2 separate regions of the Homo sapiens genome follow, and region 2 is linked to region 1. The links are chromatin loops, found by intact Hi-C in ENCODE. Cell type or tissue: Caco-2. All regions are shown on one strand. Links, peaks and the distances in the headings refer to the core of each region. The heading gives the core; the rest is flanking DNA. Region 1 holds the start of LOC124909457 (a long non-coding RNA gene). Region 2 has its middle 36 kb from the start of GHSR.

The links. A loop is a pair of places that touch in the nucleus more often than their neighbours do. Peaks named below come from ENCODE experiments on the same cell type or tissue, not always from the same donor. Only the 100,000 strongest peaks of a DNase experiment are listed, where the experiment ranks them.
Region 2: it touches region 1 in a loop (5-fold over the local background); 2 of 110 quality-filtered maps call a loop at or near these places.

The regions. Positions count from the first base shown.
Region 1 is chr3:172,663,228-172,672,254 of GRCh38, forward strand. The region is part of intron 1 of NCEH1 (neutral cholesterol ester hydrolase 1); the gene reads right to left. It overlaps LOC124909457 (a long non-coding RNA gene), which reads left to right and starts at 3,232. Exons shown (of 2, transcript XR_007096170.1): 1 at 3,232-3,455. In Caco-2, for the core only: CTCF peaks have their summits at 3,797 (motif pointing left) and 4,000; a DNase peak (open chromatin) is centred at 3,784.
Region 2 is chr3:172,407,617-172,416,643 of GRCh38, forward strand. No RefSeq gene overlaps it. Among named protein-coding and RNA genes, the nearest start is that of GHSR, 36 kb to the right of the region's middle. In Caco-2, for the core only: no CTCF peak of the experiment used is centred there; no DNase peak of the experiment used is centred there.

The sequences.
Region 1 (9,027 bases), core at 528-8,527:
AATTCAGGAGCAGGTTGTTCAGTTTCCATGTAGTTGAGTAGTTTTGAGTGAGTTTCTTAATCCTGAGTTCTAATTTGATTGCACTGTGGTCTGAGAGACAGTTTGTTATAATTTCTGTTCTTTTACATTTGCTGAGGAGAGCTTTACTTCCAACCATGTGGTCAATTTTGGAATGAGTGCAATGTGGTGCTGAGAAGAATGTATATTCTGTTGATTTGGGATGGAGAGTTCTGTAGATGTCTATTAGGTCTGCTTGGTGTAGAGCTGAGTTCAAGTCCTGGATATTTTTATTAACTTTCTGCCTCGTTGATCTGTCTAATGTTGACAGTAGGGTGTTAAAGTCTCCCAATATTATTGTTTGGGAGTCTAAGTCTCTTTATAGGTCTCTAAGGACTTGCTTTATGAATCTGGGTGCTCCTGTATTGGGTGCATATATATTTAGGATAGTTAGCACTTCTTGTTGAATTGATCCCTTTACCATTATGTAATGGCCTTCTTTGTCTCTTTTGATCTTTGTTGGTTTAAAGTCTCTTTTATCAGAGACTAGGATTGCAACCCCTGCTTTTTTTTGTTTTCCATTTGCTTGGTAGATCTTCCTCCATCCCTTTATTTTGAGCCTATGTGTGTCTCTGCATGTGAGATGGGTCTCCTGAATACAGCACACTGATGGGTCTTGATTTATCTGATTTGCTAGTCTGTGTCTTTTAATTGGGGCATTTAGCCCATTTACATTTAAGGCTAATATTCTTATGTGTGAATTTGATCCTGTCATTATGATATTAGCTGGTTATTTTGCTCGTTAGTTGATGCAGTTTCTTCCTAGCCTCGATGGTCTTTACAATTTGGCATGTTTTTGCAGTGGCTGGTACCAGTTGTTCCTTTCCATGTTTAGTGCTTCCTTCAGGAGCTCTTGTAAGGCAGGCCTACTGGTGACAAAAATCTCTCAGCATTTGCTTGTCTGTAAAGGATTTTATTTCTCCTTCACTTATGAAGCTTAGTTTGGCTGGATATGAAATTCTGGGTTGAAAATTCTTTTCTTTAAGAATGTTGAATATTGGCCCCCACTCTCGTCTGGCTTGTAGAGTTTCTGCAGAGAGATCCACTATTGGTCGGATGGGCTTCCCTTTGTACGTAACCTGACCTTTCTCTCTGGCTGCGCTTGACATTTTTTTCTTCATTTCAACCTTGGTGAATCTGACAATTATGTGTCTTGGGGTTGCTCTTCACGAGGAGTATCTTTGTGGCATTCTCTGTGTTTCCTGAATTTGAATGTTGGCCTGCCCTGCTAGGTTGGGGAAGTTCTCCTGGATAATATCCTGCAGAGTGTTTTCCAACTTGGTTCCATTCTCCCCGTCACTTTCAGGTACACCAATCAAAAGTAGATTTGGTCTTTTCACATAGTCCCATATTTCTTGGAGGCTTTGTTTGTCTCTTTACTCTTTTTTCTCTAAACTTCTCTTCTTGCTTCATTTCATTCATTTGATCTTCAATCACTGACCCCCTTCTTCCACTTGATCGAATCGGCTACTGAAGCTTGTGCATGTGTCACGTAGTTCTCGTGCCATGGTTTTCAGCTCCATCAGGTCATTTAAGGTCTCCTCTATGCTGTTTATTCTAGTTAGCCATTTGTCTAATCTTTTTTCTAGGTTTTTAGCTTCTTTGTGATGGGTTCGAACATCCTCCTTTAGCTGGGAGAAGTTTGTCATTACCGATTTTCTGAAGCCTAATTCTGTCAACTCATCAAAGTCATTCCCCATCCAGCTTTGTTCCGTTGCTGGCGAGGCGCTGTGATCCTTTGGTGTAGATGAGGCACTCTGATTTTTAGAATTTTCAGCTTTTCTGCTCTGGTTTCTCCCCATCTTTGTGATTTTATCTACCTTTGGTCTTTGATGATGGTGACCTACAGATGGGGTTTTGGTGTGGATGTCTTTTTTGTTGATGTTGATGCTATTCCTTTCTGTTTGTTAGTTTTCCTCCTAACAGTCAGGACCCTCAGCTGCAGGTCTGTTGGAGTTCGCTGGAGGTCCACTCCAGACCTTGTTTGCCTGGGTATCACCAGCAGAGGCTGCAGAACAGCAAAGATTGCAGAACAGTAAATGTTGCTGCCTGATCCTTCCTCTGGAAGCTTTGTCTCAGAGGGGCACCTGGCTGTATGAGGTGTCAGTTGGCCCCCACTGGGAGGTGCCTCCCAGTTAGGCTACTGAGGGGTCAGGGACCCACTTGAGGAGGCAGTCTGTCCGTTCTCAGATCTCAAACTCCATGCTGGGACAACCACTACTCTCTTCAAAGCTGTCAGACAGGGATGTTTAAGTCTGCAGAAGTTTCTGCTGCCTTTTGTTCAGCTATGCCCTGCCCCCAGAGGTGGAGTCTACAGAGGCAGGCAGGCCTCGTTGAGCTGTGGTGGGCTCCACCCAGTTCGAGCTTCCTGGCCACTTTGTTTACCTCATCAAGCCTCAGCAATGGTGGACACCCCTCCCCCAGCCTTGCTGCTGCCTCGCAGTTTGATCTTGGACTGCTGTGCTAGCAGTGAGCAAGGCTCCATGGGTGTCGGACCCGCCGAGCCATGCGCGGGATATAATCTCCTGGTCTGCCATTTGCTAAGACCACTGGAAAAGCACAGTATTAGGGTGGGAATGTCCCGATTTTCCAGGTACCATCTGTCACAGCTTCCCTTGGCTAGGAAAGGGAATTCCCCGACCCCTTGTGCTTCCCGGGTGAGGCGATGCCCCACCCTGCTTTGGCTCACACTCCGTGGCTGCACCCACTGTCCAACAAGTCCCAGTGAGATGAACCCAGTGCCTCAGTTGGAAATGCAGAAATCACCCATCTTCTGTGTCACTCATGCTGGGAGCTGTAGACTGGAGCTGCTTCTATTCTTGGAACCCAAGCCATTTCTTTTCTAACAGAAAAACGACTTGAAGGGCCAGTCTGGCAAGCTTTGATATGCAAATGCTGGCTATTAGAAATTGTCCACCCAATATGGCAACTCCTGCCTTCTTCTTCCTGTCCCGGTGTGTGCCACGTGTCATGGCTGCCTCCGGATAACACCATGTGTTCAGAACATCATGGCAACCTGCATTTGCATATTAAAGGGCTAAGGTGGGTGGACCAGGTGTTTTGCAGGCTACATAAATGACACACCTGGTCAAACCAATCCCCTGGGCCCTATGCAAACCAGACACTGCCCCCTGCAGCATCCCAATATAAGCAACCACTTTTCTGCCACACACCAAGTTTCTGTTTGTTCTAATCCCCCCTCCCTCTGTCTCTGTATGGGGGAGCTGTTTTCTTCTTCCTTCCTTCTTGCCTAATAAACTCTCCACTCCTTAAAACCATTACATGTGTGTCTGTGTCATTTTATCTAAACTGGTGCGAGACCAAGGACCCTGGTGTTCCTCCAGTCATCGGAGCCGTATCATTTTGGTGCATTGGCCAGGAATTCATTCATCGGAGCGGTGAGTATGGAGCAAATCTCAATCTCAGATCTGTCCTTTAATCTCAAGGCTGTCTGCCGGCTATCCTGTTGCAAAACCTTCCTTCTTTCCTGGTTTCTCTGTCTGCGATCTCTTACTTTCTGTGTGTTGAATGTGTGGGAATTTTTACAGCCTAGAGAAGTAATCCTGTTAGGCAAGATCAGGAAATGCTGTAGACCTGGGATATAGCTCAGGAAAATGCCATTGCAACCTTCTAGGAACAGAGTTCTCCCCTTTTCCACCTCCAACAGTGAGATTACCGGCTAGTAATCCTCTGGCGAGCCCAAGGTATTTCTAAGCCAACAGCGCCGCCTAGTGGAAATAGAAATCCTCTTCATAGGACATATTGCTGGTCCTTTGCTGTACACTGCAATCTCCTTTCACACCACTAAAAATCAGGCTCTAGGCTACTTGTGTAAACAGGAGAGCTCTGTTTTCAACAGTTAGGAGTAAGATGTCTTCTGTGGCCAAATTTTAGTCTCAATGCGTCCCATCAGCAGGGAAAACGGCCATTCGGTTCCTATGTATTTTTAAGGCACCTACTCTGTCTCCAAGACAGTACTTAATTAGTAAGGGGATTTTAAGTACGGAAGTTAACCAGAACCATTTTTCTAGGAGTAAATGCTTTAGCACGGGGCATAATAGCAGGCAATCTAGCACACTACCTCCATTAAAGGAGCCTTGCTCAAAGACGACACAGTCTCTCTGGAGATACGTTTTTTGGGGAGCCAGGCAGATCACACAGGTTTAGGAAGTCAAAGGGAAATCACAGAAGGTGGATGACCTAAGGTTGCGCAGTAAAGCACGGTTAGTCCCATCACTTAGTTTATCCAGTTCCATGGCTTGGAGGACCATGTCTTCAACCATGGGCGGCATATTTAACTTGGTGGCAGAACCCAGGAACCAGGGAGGGAAAACAGTCGAACACTCCCTGTCTTTTCCTCCACCCTAGGTCATACGGAAAGGAAGGAGACTAAGAGGATGCTTTTATTCTCACTTCTTTTTCTAGATGGGTAACAGATTTTCTTCAGCTTGCACCCCTCTGGAGTGCACTCTACAGCACTGGAACACTTCCTTAACCTAAGGACTTTAAAGAGAAAAGCAACTCATTTTCTTTTATACAAGGGCATGGCATTTTTACTAAACCTTTGCCAAGCACTGTAAGATCAACCCAGCTCTTTTAGCAATCATATTGGGCAGTCCCAGGGAAAACAGTTCCCCAAAAGTTAAAGAAGCAACTTCCAGGGAACCATTTGAGGATCCCCCTTATTTGGGCCCCCTTCAAGTTCCCGTCTCATAACAAAACCTTAGGCAAATAAAAGATGACTTAGGCCAATTTTCTAACAACCATGATTGGTACATAAAAGCTTTCCAAAATTTAACTCAGGTATTTCACCTCACATGCAGGGATGTTACTCTCCTCCTAAACCAGACCCTCACTGCAGTTGAAGAGCAGGTAGCTCTGTAAGCAGCAGATAATTTCAGAGATGAGCAATATATCTCCTATAATACACCAAAAGGGAAGAAAGCAGGTAGGGAAAGTGAAAAAATATCAGAAACACCATTCCCAATAGGGAGGGAAGCAGTTTCAGTAAATAACCCTAACTGGAACACCAATAAGCTCAGGAAACAAATGGAAAAGGAAGCATTTTTTTTTTTTTTTTTTTTTTTTTTGAGAGAGTCTCGCTCTGTTGCCCAGGCTGGAGTGCAATGGCACAATCTCGGCTCACTACAAGCTCCGCCTCCCAGGTTCAAGCGATTCTCCTGCCTCAGCCTCCTGAGTAGCTGGGACTACAGGCACCTGCCACCACACCTGGCTAATTTTTGTATTTTTAGTTTACAAAAGAGTAGTTTCTTCTCTCTCCGACTGGAATATTACCGTGATGACTATAGCTTCAGCCTTCATCAGCAACCGTGAGGAAAAGACAGAGGCCTTGGGTCTAATATCTTTGAGACACTGAATTGACACCAATGCTTTCATTCGACTTCTCATTTTGTGAGAAAAATATTTAAAGAAGTATCTGGAGAAGTCCACTGTTAACGTGTTTTCTGTTACATGCAGGAAAACATAAAACTCTAATTGATACTAGGTAGATATAGAGAATGCACAGACATATATATTTTCCCCCCAGAAGGCAGAGCGTGAGCAAGCTAAATATAGCTAGGTATTAGGTCAGTATGATGAAAAATGTAATGATGGAGCTTTACAAAAACTGAATGGGCTGGCTAAAAACATAGCGACTCCTGTACTAGCCTCTCAAGTAGCTGGGACTACAGGCGCATGCCACCACACCCAGCTAATTTTTGTATTTTTAGTATACAAAAGAGTAGTTTCTTCTCTCTCCAACTGGAATATTACCATTATGGCTATAGCTTCGGCCTTCATCAGCAACCATGAGGAAAAGACAGAGGCCTTGGGTCTAATGTCTTTGAGACACTGAATTAACACCAACGTTTTGATTCAACTTCTCATTTTGTGAGAAAAATATTTAAAGAAATGTTTGGAGAAGTCCACTGTTCGTGTGGGCAGGGCAACACGCCAGCTACACTAAATGAGATCTGCCTAGGAAGCAGTGGAAAAAAATTATGTGAACTCCTAAGGGTTATTCCTTTAAACTCTAAGATGCTATGGCTGAACTTTTTTTAGAGTAATTGTATTTGCCTATTTCATGTTATGAGAGGAATTTGCCCTAAGGAAGTAGAACTATTTTAGCTCAGAATGGTAATATTTCTTCTAAAACTTATTAGGAAACTAGAAGGAATGTTTTGTGGATGTAGTTTTCCTAAAGGTCATGCAGAACTTCCAGGTATTAACAGATTTTGAAAGATGAATAATAGCCATTTTAGTGGTTATTTATTTTTTTGACATGGAGTCACCCAGGCTGGAGGGCAGTGGCACAATCTCGGCTCACTGCAACCTCCGCCTCCTGGGTTCAAGTGATTCTCCTGCTTCAGCCTCCTGAGTAGCTGGGATTACAGGCACCTGCCACCACACCCAACTAATTTTTGTATTTTTAGTAGAGATGGGGTTTCGCCATCTTGGCCAGGCTAGTCTTGATCTCCTGACCTCACGTGATCCACCTGCCTTGGCCTCCCAAAGGGCTGGGATTACAGGTGTGAGCCACTGTGTCCAGCTCATATCATTTTCAAAGGACTTGTGTAGCATACAGAATGGTTTCTAAATAATATCATCCATAATATTAGTTGATAGTCCATAATTCTAAATCCAGCATTTTTCAAAGCATTACCAATGAACAGGAACTTTTAAGATAAAGCTAAATATAGAAAAATAAGAAAAGTGAATTACTATAAATTACTATTCATATTATAATTTGAAATTTTGTTAATATTGTCTAAGACAAATCATCCTTTTGGGATAGTTTTTTTCACACTGTTCAAACTACCCTTCATCCTATAACGGCAGACATGACCTAATGATTCTCATTTTTAATCAACAGTGTTGTCAGACATTTCAATGATTCTGAACATAATATTATGACATTCAGGGCCAGAGAGCAAGCATTCTCTACTTGCTCTCAGCTGAAAGCAAAGAGGTTCTCAAGAGCTGTCAGCCTTTCTCCTTTATGTTCTGAAAGCCTCCTAAACTTGTCAGTTTACTTCCATTACACTTTTATTGAAAACAATGAAAGAAAAAAGTTACTACAGCGTTTATACTTTTAAAGTGAATGTCTTTTCTAATAAGGTAGAAATATCACAGAACCATTGAATGTTGGAATCAGAAGCATGTTTGGGATATCATCAAGTACAATAGCCACATCCTGACTATGAGGAAAGCTGGAGGGGCTAAAGGACCTCTCAAAGCTACACATGTAGAGTCAGCAGCAGAGCAGAGCTTAAAGCAGCAAGGGACTCTTACGGCCATCAGTAATCACACTCTTGCTTAACATGCAAATGAATAAAGCTATTTTTATAAAATCCTCCCCATATATTGGCAGTAACTCTAAATTCTAGTCATTTTTTAACCATTAGAGAATAACATTAGAAGCATCAGTAGTTAATGGTAATAATAATTTCCGTTTTATATGGGGTTTTATGGTTCACAAATATATTTTATAAAATAAGTTTCTAATATTTCATTTTCTTATATTGAGGGCTTTTAAAAGAACCAAAAACCTATTTTATGAAAATTTCATATTTAAAATTATAGTTGAGAATAATGGAAGATTTTTCCCATTATCTTTGCTCTCCTAGATAGTAACCAGATAAATGACTTCCCAGAGAAATGCATAGTCATATAAGATAAAACGTCTTTTTCTCTCCATTTTACTCAGAGTTTGATGATGAACTATGACTGGATATTGAAATAATCATTCTTTTATCCTTTGTAGTAAGGCTTACTTTGTCCAGTGGCAACATGATCAGACAAGCAGCTCTCAGATGACATGTGACAATATTAAATTCAATCTTAGCAAGCAGCTTCTCAATTTCACACTTGTGGTAGCTGGATTAACCCAATTATTTTTTGGAGGTTAAGGGAAACTTTTACATTTGCAGAATACCATCCTTCAGAAACCAGAAAGTAGGATTTCGTTAACTCAAAGAATTTTATGGAGATGGAAAGATCAGTTGGTATTTATTAAATTTTAGCACAGAATCAGATGGAGGGTTTAGGAAGAAGTAGATATGATTACCTAATAATTCACTTTGAGTTCTTCACTTTGATCCTCAAAAATGTGTGAAACTTGGGACTTTTACTTAGCATACCTTTCGGGTAAAATATTTTCATTGTACCAGTTCCAGGCTCTTGGTTCTAGCACAAAACCGCTGCTACACACACATACACATACACACACACACACACACACACATATATAGATATATATACAAATATATATATATGCTACCTATATATACACCTGCTACATGTGTGTATATATATTTACACATGCACATATCAGGTGTGTATAAATGTAGCATGTATATATACATACACACATGCACACAGGCACACACATACTTGTTACATATATAATTACACATGCACATATCAGGTGTATATAAATGTAGCATGTATATATACATACACACATGCACACAGGCACACACATACTTGTTACATATAGTCAGGTGCTGCATGATGACATTTTGCTCAAGAACAGATCACATATATGAGGGTGGTTCCATAGATTATGATGGAGCTGGAAAACTCTTATAACCTAGTGGCATTGTTGTCATTGTGACATTGTAGTGCAATTACTTAATTTTTAAAACAAATTTAGTGTAACCTAAGTGTACAGTATTTATAAGGCCTACAGTAATGCATAGTAATGTCCTAGGCCTTCACATTTGCTTACTACTCATTCACTGATTCACCCAGAGCAAATTCTACTCCTGCAAGCTCCACGGTAAGTGCCTTACACAGGGGTAGCATTTTTTAATCTTTTGTATCATATTTTGCTGTACCTTTTCTATGTTTAGATATACAAATACTTACCATTACATTGTAATTGCCTACAGTGCTGAGTACCAAGTTTCACCAAGTATTAGATCTACAAATACTTACCACTGCATTATAATTGCCTACATGTTGAGT
Region 2 (9,027 bases), core at 489-8,488, 260 kb before region 1:
TGGAACTTCAGGCTTGAGTTTATCCTTTCACTGCCATTCTCACTCTTTCTGATTAAAGAAAAGGCACAAGTGTACTCATCTGAAAGTCAGATGTTTGAGGAAGGGACTATCATCTCTATAAAAAATGGACTGACTTTCGCAGAAGACAAGGAGTGATAAGTCTCAGTTCTGAGCCTTGGGTTCCTCCAGTGAAGGCAAATTGAACGACACCGTCTAACGTCTTTACGATTCTATGAAGACTAGACTCTAAGGTAGGTGGGCTTCAGTCCAAACTACAGTTCCTTGATAGAAATAATCAGAGGACAGCCTGCAAGATCCTCCACGTACATGCAGCCTCCACAATTCTTTGGTTGAAAAAATTAGCACCACGTGCTGTAAACATTGAAATCTGTATTGCAAAACTGCCATTCGGGAGAGTTGTCCAGTCAACTCCAGTACCTCTGCTCAGGGAACACACCACACTTCTACAAAGCTGATTTCAGTGCTACCACAAAGGGGCTAGGAAATAAAAAATGCTACAGAAAAGAGTAAACATATGATACCAAGTAGGTAAAAGGAAAGGAAGTGCAGGAGTGGGTTCTGAAGACATGAATGTTGAAAGGCCAAAGGAGTTTGCTGAACTCTTGCTAGGTTTCCCCAGGAGAGCCCTGATCTCCAGGAAATAGACCTGTTTGCCCATGTGCCCACCCTTGCTGAGGCCCTCCACCTTGCAACAGTATCCAGCCCTTCAGAGCCAAGCCCTGAGATTTTCTTTCCGTCTGTCATCTAAGCAAATTTCTCACAAGTGCTTGTAAGTATATTTCTGGATTGCTTTATTCAGCTTGCTCATTGACAAGGGATTTGTAGTAATTTCTTACAGCAGCAGTAAAAAATGAATACAGATTTTAAAAATATAGAATATTTGTGTGACATTACATAGGATAGGTGAGGTGTTAAATAGAAATCTAAAAGCCTAAAGGGAAAAGAGTGACACATTTAACTTATTAAAAATAGAGAAAATAATTGTGAAACAACGTTGGCAAAGGGTTAATATTCCTCATATGCAAAAGCTCCTATACATTAATAAGAACAAAAACAAACTTTTTTTTTTCATTCTAAAAAATAGGCAAAGTAGCCAGGCATGGTGGCTCACACCTGTAATCTCAGCACGTTGGGAGGCTGAGGCAGGAGGATCACATGAGCCCAGGAGTTTGAGACCAGCTTAGGCAACACTGTGAGACCCAGTCTCTACCAAAAAAAAAAAAAAAAAAAGAAAAAAATAGCTGGGTGTGGTGGCTCACGCCTGTAGTCCCAGCTACTCAGGATGCTGAAGTGGGAGGATAAATTGAGCCTGGGATGTCAAGGCTACAATGAGCCATGATCGCTCCACTGCACTCCAGCCTGGGTGACAGAGTGAGATCCCATCTCAAAAACAAACAAACAAAAAAAAGCAAAGCAAGTAAATAGAAGAAATATTTGATAATTTGTTACAGCAGCAATGGAATAGGAATACAAATTTTTAAATACCAAAGCGGTTTACAGAAGAAATATAAATTACAAAAATCATAGAGAACAATGTTCAACCTTGGTACATGTTAGGAAAATTAAAATTCAACTAATGGGAAATATTTAGCCCTTAAGCAAAAAAAAAAAAGATCAATATCCTGGCCAGGTGTGGTGGCTCACGCCTGTAATCCCAGCACTTAGAAGGCCGAGGCAGGTGGATCACCTGAGGTCAGGAGTTTGAGACCAGCCTGACAGACATGCTGAAACCCTGTCTCTATTAAAAATACAAAAATTAGCCAGGTGTGGCGGTGAGCACCTGTAATCCCATCTACTCTGGAGGCTGAGGCAGGAGAATCACTTGAACTGGAGAGGTGGAGGTTGCAGTGAGCTGAGATTACACCACTGCACTCCAGCCTGGGCAACAAGAGCAAAACTCCATCTTAAATAAATAAATAAATAAATAATCAATATCACATTGGAAAAAGTATGGGGAAATCACCTATCTATCTCTCTAGGAAGATGTCAATTACTATAGCATTTTTGAAGGTAATCTGGAAATACTACATTTTAAAATGGAACATATACTTTAACCAAGCAATCTTAAAAGTCTAAAGAAAAAATGAATTCATATGTAAGGGTGTACATGCAAGGATATTTATTTCAGCACTGCTTATTAAAGAAAAACAATTTAAATATTTATTGATAGAGCAATGCATTCAAATTATTAACTATTTTAGATCTATTAAAAATGAATTCACATCATAAGAAAACAACAGATCTGAATCTAGGAAAGCTTTAATTTTTTAATTAAAACCAAAATAAATACAGATGCAAAAATCTTCGACAAAATACTGGCAAATAGAATCCAGCAACATATAAAAAGGATTAAAAACCATGACAAATAAATTTACCTCAGGAATGGAAGATTGGTTCAACATATAACTAACTAATGTAATTCCCCATATTTATAGAATAAAGGACAAAAACAATATAATCATCTCAACAGACATATAAAAAGCATTTGACAAAATCTAACAGTCTTTCATGATTATATATATATATATATATATATATACACACACACCAAACTAGGAATAGACAGGACCTTCCTCAACTTGATAAACAGCATCTATGAAAACCCACAACAAACATACTTAACAGCGAAAGACTGAACACTTACCCTGCTAAGATCAGGAACAAGTCAGGGAGGCTTACTCTTGCTACTTCTATTCAATATTGTTCTGAAAGTTGTAGCTAGAGTAACTTGGAAATAAAATTAAGTAAAAGCATCCTCATGCTTTAGAGAGCAGTCAGGAGCCCTGCTCCATGAGAAAACTTGTTCATAAAGGATCTTCGGGATGTTGATTTTCTGGCTGGAAACCTGTGTGACCAAAAGCGCCTTTGCCCAAGTTCTTGGCCAAGAAGAATGAGGTACGCAGACAAGTGAAGGGTGCACAGATGAGCTTTAAATGTTAGAACAGCTCAAAGGAGTCCTGCAGTGGGTAGGTCCTCTCTATGGGCAGGTCACCCTCAAGTGTTCAGCTCTCAGAAGAGAGGAGGTCCTGGAGAAGGTTACTCCTCTCTGCAGCTGATAGTCCCAACGTCTCTGCAGGTCTCTGAAGCTCTCAGCAGAGAGGGTAGCTCCTCTCTGCAGCTGGTTTTCCAGACCATAGTCTCTCCCTTCTCGCATTCTCTGCCCTCCTTTGGCTAAGCCTGGGGCTTTTATGGACCTCAGAAGGAAGGAAGTGCATGCTCATTGGTCCATGGGCAGCCATGAGTGGGCCTGGAAGAGGCGTCACAAATCCTCACTCAGGTCTCGGGACTGGCAGCCTGGCCCCTAGCCTTCAAGTCCTCCCTGGCCTGAAGGTGGGGCCTTACTGGGGATCTGCCTGCTTCTGCCCAGGAGCCTGTCTCCCTCCCTCAGCCGTCCATGGCACCCAGGCTGCTGGCACCAAAGGGCACCTGCAGGCCAGCACTCAGCTGCCCTCATCTTATCCCCCAGAGAGGGCTGAGCCAGCAAGGAGCTGGCAAGTCACCACTGCCCCAAGCATGCGCCCACCTGGTCGGGCTGTGACAGCCCCCAGGCTTGGCCCTAACCCCGCTCCAAGATTGTAGCAGGTACGGGAGCAGGAAGACATGAGGCAGCAGGAGCAGGCAACTCCGAGCCTGCAAGGGCAGGGGGGCCTTCCCAGGCCCCCCAAGCTGCAAGGATGCCTGCATCTGCAGCCACAGTTTGGTTGGCTGCAACTGCGCCTCGCCTGGGGAGCGGGACTCCTGCCAGCTCTCTAAAGCAGAAGGCCTGGATCCACAGCCACAGCTTGGGTGGCTGAAGCCCTGCCCAGGAGGGTGGGGCTCCTGTGCATGCCCAAGTCCCAAAAGCATGGGATGCCCAGGTTGCAAATGCCACTTAGGTGGCTGCAGTTGCACCTGGGAAGGTCCCGCCCCACCAACTTGGAAGGGGCAGGGCTCCTGCTTGTACCTGGCTCCCACCAGCTCCATGGAGCATGGCACACGGCTGTGCCCCCTTGCAGCCTGGGGGTTGGGGGTTGCTCTGGGTCCTCACTGGGCCTGGGTGGGCATCTGGGACAGGGGTGATGAGGCCAGGAGCTCCCCCTGTGGCTCCAGTGCTCAAGGGTGGCCTGGAGCTCCCCTTCACCAAGCCCACGGCCTGGTCCCATTGTGGTGGCCCCTAGGGTGGCGGGCTGCGGGAGGCGGGGGCAGGCTGTCTGCCACCTCCCCTTGGCCACACCAGATGGCCCACCACTGCCATCAAATGTTCATAGCAGCATTAGTCACAATGGCCAAATGTTCATCATGTGATGAATGAATAACCAAAATGTAATAGATCCATACAATGAAAGATTATTTGACCATAAAAAGGAACAAAGTACTGATACATGCAATAACATGGAAGAACCTTGAAAACATGCTAAGTAAAAATTCAGACACAAAAGTCCATATATTTTATAATTCCATTTATATGAAATGCCTAGAATGAGGTAATCTATACAGACAAAAAAGTTAGTAGTTGCCAGTAACGGGAGGAAAGACAATTCGAGAGTGACTGGTAATAGACACAGGGTTTCTATTTCGGATGATAAACATGTTCTGGAATTAGATAAGGTAGATGGTTGCACACCTCGTGAATATACTAAAAACTGCTGAGTTATAAACTTTAAAAGAGTAAATAAATTTCATGTTATGTCAATTATATCTCAATAAAAATGGGAAAATGAATTAAACCATCTTTACTCACCTGGAAATATATCCCTGACTTACTACAATATGAAAGAAATACCAGCACAGAAAAGTATGGAAGGATTATCAAGCCATTAATATTGATTACCTCAGTAAGATCAAGTACAAAAGGAAAGTAAGAAATAATGTTTTCTGACTGGGCATGGTGGCTCACGTGTGTAATGCCAAGAGTTTGGAAGACTGAGGTGAGAGGATTGCTTGAGCCCAGGAGTTTGAGACCAGCCAGGGCAACATGGCTCATAAGGTTAGGCTTCGTGTTCCCACTCAAATCTCATCTTGAATTGTGATCCCCAGGTGTTTAGGGAGAGACCTGGTGGGAAATGATTGAATTATTGGGATGGTTTCCCCCATGGTGTTCTTGTGTTAGCAAGTGAATTCTCACGAGATCTGATGGTTTTATAAATGGTGGTTTTTTCCTGCGCTGACACATCCTCTCTCTCTCACCTGCCACCATGTAAGACGTGTCTGCTTCCCCTTCTGCCATGATTGTAAGTTTCCTGAGGCTTCCCCAGGCATGTGGAACTGTGAGTCAATTAAACCTCTTCCCTTTATAAATTACCCAGTCTCGGGAAGTTCTTTATAGTAGTGTGAAAATGGACTAATACAATGGGAAAACGCATCTCTACAAAAATATTTTAAAAATTAGCATTGTGGCATGCACCTGTGGTCATAGCTACTTAGGAGGCTCAAGAGCAAAGATTGCCTGAGCCCTGGAGGTCAAGGCTACAGTGAGACATGATTGCACCACTGCACTCCAGCCTGGGTGGCAGAGTGAGACCCTGTCTCAAAAAAAAAAAAAGTTTTCTTATAGACTTCAATATTGCTCAGCTTGCTATGAACAGGCATTTAATGGTTTACAAGAACAAGTAAAAGCACACACACACACTATTAAAAAGTGAGTATAAAATCGTGGCATTTAGCAAGTTTGAAACATTAAGCAAATCACTTGGCTACTCCAGGCTTCAGTTTTCTTCTGCAAAAAAATGATTGGTTGGACTGGATGGCAACAAGGATGCTGAGAGAGACTTCAAACAACCCCAACTACCAGGGAGCGAATAAGAAACAGCTGGGAGAAAGGAGAAGCTAGGAGTGTATGTTTCGAAAAACTCTCCAGAGGATTGATTCTCTTTTAATATCCTGCTCCCCCCATCCCCTCTACCTATAATAATCCCTGATACGAACCCTTATGGTTTTAAAAAAAACTCTTCTAAATATTCTCTATGACTCCTTCACTTGAAAGTCGAAGCTCCTATAATAATGCGTTAGCCTTATTTTCTAACATCTGATGAAGCAGAAAGACAGTAGGTTTTGCAATCATCACAAGCGTCAAGATCCTGGCTTGACCACTGTGTTATTCAGCTATTATTGTATAACAAGCCACCTCAAAACTCAGTTGCTTAAGACAATCTGAGGGCCCCAGGAGTCCTTTGTAAGAATAGTTTCCAGAAAGACAAGGCAGGAGACGGATTACACAGTGAAAAATGAATAGTGATGAGGACTTGTAGTCAGTGGGGTCTGGAGTGAAGAAAAGAAGAGAACAGTAGCTGGTCAGAGAAACAAAGTTAAAGGAAGGATGTGCGTGGTTAGTTAGCTTTTATTTGTAAACGAGGAGAGACTTAGGTATTTGGTAGATCCAAGAGACAGTTCTAATCTAGAAGTAGCAATTGAAGATACAGGAGAAGGTATAATCAGTGTAACAATGTTCTGTAGAAGATGACATAAATGAGAACTGAAAGCACAACTAAAGGATTTAACCTTAGAAACTAGTAGAAATATGACTTCATTTGAGATAAAAGATGAGAAAAATACAATGAATGAATGTAAGGCTAAGTGTAGGAATGGAGAAGAGGGTCACGAGAAAACTCATGTTTGGAAGGGCCTCTGTTCTTTCAGAAAGAGAAGGAATGAATAGTCTTCAGAGAGTGAAAGGCCAGAAGGATGGAGGATGGTTTGGAACTGGAGGAGAGGAGGACAGGGTTTAGAACAGGAAAGATGCCTTAAGAAGTCTTTGTGGAGATGCCCATCAACAGTAAGCAGTTTCCATTAGCAAAGATGGGACACAAGGAGCAGTGTCAAGAAAATGAATAACAAAGACTTAATGAGGATTTCAATATCATCACAGTAGGTCAGACACCAAGGAGGAGAGAAGAATCTTCTAAAGAATATGCAACAGGGGAGTTAGAGGCACTTACAACTTGAGAATTACGAAGAAATGTGGCATGGCTTTGTATCCTAGGCCTATAAAATGGGAGCTAGAATAAGCAGCACAAGGCCTGGGACTCTGTGTTGATCACAAACATTTATTAAGCACTTGCTGGATTCCCCCACATGAAGCTAAGCCTCTGATAAGCATTATTTCATTTTGTTATCATAGTAATACTTTATAAGATATTGTTATTCTTGGCCAGGTGCGGTGGCTCACAGCTGTGATCTCAGCACTTTGGGAGGCCGAGGTGGGCAGATCATGAGGTCAGGAGATTGAGACCATCCTGGCTAACAAGGTGAAACCCCGTCTCTACTAAAAATACAAAAATTAGCCAGGTGTGGTAGTGGGCCCCTGTAGTCTGAGCTACTCGGGAGGCTGAGGCAGGAGAATGGCGTGAACCCAGGAGGCGGAGCTTGCAGTGAGCCAAGATTGCGCCACTGCACTCCAGCCTGGGCAGCAGAGCGAGACTCCATCTCAAAAAAAAAAAAAAAATTGTTATTCTCGTTTTACCAATAGGGAAACTGAGCTTTAAAGAGATTATTTTCTCAAGGTCACTGTGGCAGATATTTTCTGAAGATGACTGCAATCATTTCTCTCATCTTCTACTATGTGGCCGTACAAGTCCGTCTCAAAGAGTACAGTTTAATTCCCTATCCTTGAATCTGGATGGGGTTGTCTATGCGTTGACCAAGAGAATGTGACCAAAAATATCTTTATGTGGCTGCCAAGGCTTTGTCATAAAGTTCTGCGCATCTACCTGGTTCTGTTGGAACTCTACCTCTGGCAGAAGACCACCATGTAAGAATTTTGACAGTCCAAAGGCTGCCATGCCGGAACATCACCTGAACATGGCTGAGCTCCGAGCCAACAGCCAGCATCAACTGCCATCCATGTAAGTAAGCCAGCTTGGTCTCACATCTGGCTCAATCTAGTCAAGATTTCAGATGACTGAAGCCCAACCCGACATCTGGCTGTAACCACATGAGAGACTGCCCAGCTCAGCGCTTCCTGAAATACCCACAAAATCGTGAGCAGAATGAAATGATTGTTGCTTTACAACAAGTTTTGGGGTAATGTATTATGCAGCAATTGTAATCAAAATAGCCTCACAACATCACAGAACAACAGAGCAAGGATTCAAATGCAAGCTTGCCTGACTCTGGAGCCCATATTTCTCTTTGTAGATTATCGTTCACATTTCTCTTCTTAAATCTCCTGCGTCTAGCCCAGTTTTTACCTCGGAGCATACGCTGAACAAACATGTTACTTACTTCTTAGGTAGATGTCTTCTTCTCACCTCTCATTATTCTGTTCCCTAGAAAATTTACATGGCATAATGGATCATTGTCCAAAATTGGGAAAACATAGCATTGGTTATTAAAACTGTTATCATGTCATTGCCAAATAAATCTTCATACAATCAACCACTCACATCCTATTCTTTTATGTGTTGGCAAGTCAAAAAACCTTGAATTCCTGAGACTTTGAGGAAAATACTGTGTCTTTCTTATATAGATGTTAACCAGAAATTACTTGAGTCTTCATATTTCTTTCTTGGATTTTTTGCTAGGCATATTAAATTTAAGGAGACCGAAATCACAATAGACACTGAAAGCATGACCTCTTATGATTAGAAGAATCATAACTAGTGTTGAAAGGTTGAATTTGCACAGAACCCAGATTTTTCAAAAATTATTTTATGAGTACATGTGCAGGCTTGTTAATATTGTGTGATGCTGAGGTTTGGGGTATGAATAATCCTGCCACCCAGGTAGTGAGTATAGTACCCAACAGGTAATATTTCTTTTTCTCTTTCCTTTTTGTGGGTACATAATAGGTGTATATGTTTATGTAGTACATGAGGTATTTTGAGACAAGCATGCAATGCATAATAATCACACCAGAGTAAATGGAGTATCCATCACCTTAAGCATTTATCTTTTGTGTTACAAACAATCCAATTATACTCTTTTAGTTACTTTAAACTGTACAATTAAATTATCGACTATAGTCACCCTTTTGTGCTATGAAATACTGGTTCTTACTCTCTCTACGTTTTTGTACCCATTAGGCATCCC